Regions from separate parts of the Homo sapiens genome. Here region 2 is linked to region 1. A link is a loop called in an ENCODE intact Hi-C map of the cell type or tissue named here. Cell type or tissue: heart left ventricle. All regions are shown on one strand.

What was found. Peaks named below come from ENCODE experiments on the same cell type or tissue, not always from the same donor. Only the 100,000 strongest peaks of a DNase experiment are listed, where the experiment ranks them.
Region 2: a loop joins it to region 1, with 3 times the contacts of the local background. A loop is called at or near these places in 73 of 110 quality-filtered maps.

Annotation. Positions count from the first base shown.
Region 1 is chr7:23,455,973-23,458,472 of GRCh38, forward strand. The region is part of intron 2 of IGF2BP3 (insulin like growth factor 2 mRNA binding protein 3); the gene reads right to left. Among named protein-coding and RNA genes, the nearest start is that of IGF2BP3, 13 kb to the right of the region's middle. In heart left ventricle, no CTCF peak of the experiment used is centred here; no DNase peak of the experiment used is centred here; H3K27me3 peaks cover 2,412 bases.
Region 2 is chr7:23,267,703-23,270,202 of GRCh38, forward strand. It overlaps GPNMB (glycoprotein nmb), which reads left to right. Exons shown (of 11, transcript NM_002510.3): 8 at 184-286; 9 at 2,265-2,473. Among named protein-coding and RNA genes, the nearest start is that of GPNMB, 22 kb to the left of the region's middle. In heart left ventricle, no CTCF peak of the experiment used is centred here; a DNase peak (open chromatin) is centred at 1,166.

The sequences.
Region 1 (2,500 bases):
CTGCGCCCGGCAGGGTCTTACTCTTCTTTCTAGCCCCTGAAACCTAGCATAGAATCAACTATGAGCACAGGCACTTAATCTATGCTTGTTAAACTAAAAATTTACATAAGATATTAAGTCATTTCAGAAACTCAAAAAAATGCAAAAATAGGTAAACTCGCATACAAGAAATACAGAAACTAAAAATTTCAACTTAACTCTCCAAAGAAAGAGCAAGAGCTTCTCCATTTTTTGCAAAACCAGCTGGAAAAAAAAAAAAGACATCTGGGGAGAGCTCAGTCACTTTTCAACCAGCATTTTTTTTGTTGTTTTTTTAACCACTATTACCACAGGTTCTCTTAACTAGATTCTCTCATTATCTGCCCTGCTGGGACCAAAAGCTGAGTAGCACCTTCTTTTGGAAGCTAATTCTTAATCAAATTCCTCCTCAAAATGTGGACCTTCTTGAAGTTTCCTCCGCAAGAAACTACTGTTAGTTTCTGAAGTAGGATGCAAAATTTAAGGTGCTAAGTACGGGAGAGCATGAGTCCTAGACATCTTAGCTATAAGGTATCAGAACTTCAGCTTTACAGCTTTTTACTTAATTTTTATATACAAGGGGCACAAATGAAATGGGCAAAGACTTGTCAGAGTTAGCACATCCATGGTAGAAGAGTGTGTTCCTACAATTATATAGTCCTCCATGTTTGATGAGACAGTTCTTACTCAAACGGTCTCACTGCACACTTCATTGAAAGAAGCTCTTTGTTGTCAAACTTATAACTAATTATGTCAACATAAGAAATTTAGTTTTGAGGCCAGGCGCAGTGGCTCACGCCCGTAATCCCAGCACTTTGGGAGGCCGCGGCGAGGGGATCACGAGGTCGAGATCGAGACCATCCTGGCCAACCAATATGGTGAACCCCGTCTCTACTAAAAATACAAAAATTAGCTGGGCGTAGTGGCACGCGCCCATAGTCGCAGCTACTCGGGAGGCTGAGGCAGGAGAATCCCTTGAAACCGGGAGGCGGAGGTTGCAGTGAGCCAAAATCGCGCCACTGCACTCCAGCCCAGTCGACAGAGCAAGACTCTGTCTCAAAAAACAAAAACAAAAACAAAGAAGAAATTTAGTTTTAGGTTTTTCAGAGAGCTTTCAAATTTAAATGTCCACATCTTTTGACATAACAATTCCCAGTTTAAGAATTTACGTTATAAAAATTCTCAACCAGGGGCTGAGTGCGATGACTCACTCAGTACTCCCAGCACTTTGGGAGGCTAAGGCAGGAGGATCACTTGAGGTCAGGAGTTCAGAGACCAGCCTGGCCAACATGGCAAAACTCCGTCTCTACCAAAAAATACAAAAATTAGCCGGGTGTGGTGGCACACACCTGTAATCCCAGCTGCTCAGGAGGCTGAAGCATGAGAATCCCTTGAACCCGGCAGGTGGAGGTTTCAGTGAGCAGAGATCGCGCCACTGCACTCCAGCCTGGGCGAGACCAAGACCCTGTTTCAAAAAAAAAAAAATTTTTTTTAAACTTCTCAACAAGAAGTCTGATGGCATACACGTAGGTACACTTGAATAAAGTTACTATGAAAAGGATGGCTAAATTATTGCACACCTATGCTGAACAATGCATCTGTTGGTTACAAAAGAGAACTATTTGTACCTACATTGAAGATTCTTCAGGATACATTATTTAGTAAAAGCACAAATTATAAACAGTATGATTTCATTACTATATTCAAAGATGTCTGTGGACACATGCATAGAGCTTCTAGAAAATATATTCAGCAACGAGTGTAAGCAAGCCCTGGGAACTACTAGAGAGAGTGAGGATTGAAAAACATTTTCCACATTTTATGTATTTTGAATTAATCTGAATGTGCACATATGTAAAAATTATCAACCTGTTTAATATTTATACAATCTGTTGTATCTATGTTGTATCTGAACAAAAAAGGTAATACATGCTCATTGTAAATTAAAAACACACCACCTGCAGATTATTACTTGAGTCCACATCCCAAAAGAGAACAAAGATCTTCCATGTTTCTGTTATCACCATCAAATCTATTTACATCCATCCAGCTTCCCCATCTGAATCTCAAGGAGAAAAATACAACGGCTTCCATTGGAATGACTACTGGGTGACGTTGTATTCATCCTTTACACACATTGTCCAACAGGATCCTATGAAGCATCATGTCCATTCTAACTTCCCAAGACCTCAAATTCCTCATCCTCAAGCTACAGCATGCATTTAGTAAGTGGAGCTGGAAATCAAGCCCAGATCTAGACCTCATATCCCACAAAACAAGCCCAGATCTAGACCTCATATCCCACATCCTCCTGGCTTTTCCCTTCAGTTCAACAAAGACACATGTGGCAAGCAACCAGTCTCCTCACCGAGAGGTTTCAGCATAGTTTCTCCTTCCTACTCTCCTGTTCCTCAGCAGTATCTCACATTCAAGACATTTTTTTCTGCATGTCAGGGTCATACAAAACTTGCTAACAAGCTGA
Region 2 (2,500 bases), 190 kb before region 1:
AGGCTTCACCCTCATGACCTAACTACCTCCCAAAGACCCCCCTCCTAATGCTATCACCTTGGGGGTTTCAACATATGAATTTCGGAGGGACACAAACATTCAATCTATACCAGAGTGATTGTTTGGCTTTGTTTGATTTCTGTTGTATTTTGATGTGTTTTTCTCTGGGGGTTATTTTGTTAGAGGGAATCTTAGAGGTTAACATCATCCAGATGACAGACGTCCTGATGCCGGTGCCATGGCCTGAAAGCTCCCTAATAGACTTTGTCGTGACCTGCCAAGGGAGGTGAGTATATTATCTCCGACAGAGGCATGGGTGGGTCAACTGAGGACCTCAAGTCTGAACAAAGGCATTGACCACCAGTTACCCCTTTTAAGTTGATTTGAATTCCTATTGATTTGAATTCCTATTTACTGGTAACCCTAGACAGGAAGGTCCCTAGGAGGTGCTATCAAGCACACACATGTTTTGCTACAGTTGAGCAATTGAGAAAGCTTTAACAATTAAGTTGAATAATAATTATGATAACTGTTTGAACACTTAACTGAATTTTTTAACACCTTATACCTGTTCTCATATTGAATCCTCACAACAATCGTATGAGCCTCCCCATTTTGCAGATGAGGCAACTGAGGCCACCAGTGATCACAAAACTTGCCTACCAATGGAATGCTGGTGGCCAGGAGAGAGCAGCTCACAGGAGTGCTCTTAAGCTCCCAGGTAGTTGTCTATGCTAACATTAATAGCAACGCCTGATAATCCTCTCTCTTTAGAATTTACAAAGCTCTTTCCAATGCATTATATAATTTGGTTTCCTATGATTTGGTCATGACCATATGTAATAAACTAAATATAAATGAATGAATATATAAATACTATATCGATTAACTAAATATACATTAGCAAATCATTTGCATATAATATATAAATTACCTGATTAAAATATATGTGTGTGTAGATACATAAATTAATCAGGAGAATGAAGTGGTATGAAGATGTGGCCTTATTTGGTAGAAGAGAAGAGCTAAGAAGCTCTCCACCTTGGGGAGAGGACCAGAATGAGGGTGAGGGTGGCAGAAAACAGTGAAAGCTGACCCAGGGAGTGAAGCTGCTGCGAGAGGCCTGGCTGGTGAGAAGGGGGACTGTCCCCATCCCAGGCCCCGCCCCATGAGTCCAGCATCAGAGCCTGGTCTCTCCATCTAAGAAGGCTGCCATGAGATAGCGGTCAGGACAGCAATGGCAGGTAGCCCAGCATCAAGGACAGATGAGTCAAACCTCTTCTGTTCAAGTCCCAGCTCCACCCCTGGCTGCTTGTATGACCTGGACTCGTTAATCTCTCTCCCTGATTTGTCATCTGTTAAACTGGGGTAATGTTACTTTCTTCAAAAAGCTATTGAGAGAGGCTGGGTGCTGTGGCTCATACCTGTAATTTCAGCACTTTGGGAGGCTGAGGCGGTTGATCACCTGAAGTCAGGAGTTTGAGACCAGCCTGGCCAACATGGTGAAACCCCATCTCTACTAAAAATACAAAAATTAGCCAGGAGTGGTGGCAGGTGCCTGTAATCCCAGCTACTCGGGAGGCTGAAGCAGGAGAATCTCTTGAACCTAGGAGGCAGAGGTTGCAGTGAGCCAAGATCATGCCATTGCACTCCAGCCTGGGCAACAAGAGCAAAACTCTGTCTCAAAACAAACAAACAAACAAAAAAACTATTGAGAGGAATAAGCAAGATCATGTCATATATCTAAAACTCACTCAGAACAAAGGTCTCTGAGGAAAGATAAATAAATAAATAAAATTCAGTGCCCGGCACATAATAAGTCCTGCAAAAACAGCTGCTGCTGTTGCTGTTACACTTCTACAGGAACCTAGGCAGGGCCAACTATGGCATCTAATAATATGTCTGCCTAACACCCAAGCTATCTGCATCTTCGAACATTCTAGGGATGTAGAAGGAATATAGAGGGAGTGAGCTGGGCTTCACGTGGTTTCCATCAGCCCCTTCCCCTGGGGGAGATCTTTTTTTTCTCCTCCACCCCAGGGCCTCACTTTCCTGAGGATGCAGAGAAAGGCATAGCTCAGCGCACAGGCTTGCTTAAGAGCAGATTATAAGACTAACAATTCAGCATCTTATAGTTTGAGTAACAATGAGGTGGAATTCAATTTCATAGAAATGTAATGACTTTCCCTTTGTAAAATGGATCTGACCTTCCTCTCTCCCCTTCTCTGTGCCCTGTGCGCCCTCGCCCACCTCCCCTGTCGCAGCATTCCCACGGAGGTCTGTACCATCATTTCTGACCCCACCTGCGAGATCACCCAGAACACAGTCTGCAGCCCTGTGGATGTGGATGAGATGTGTCTGCTGACTGTGAGACGAACCTTCAATGGGTCTGGGACGTACTGTGTGAACCTCACCCTGGGGGATGACACAAGCCTGGCTCTCACGAGCACCCTGATTTCTGTTCCTGACAGAGGTGAGTTTTGTTTTATGGCCATATGAG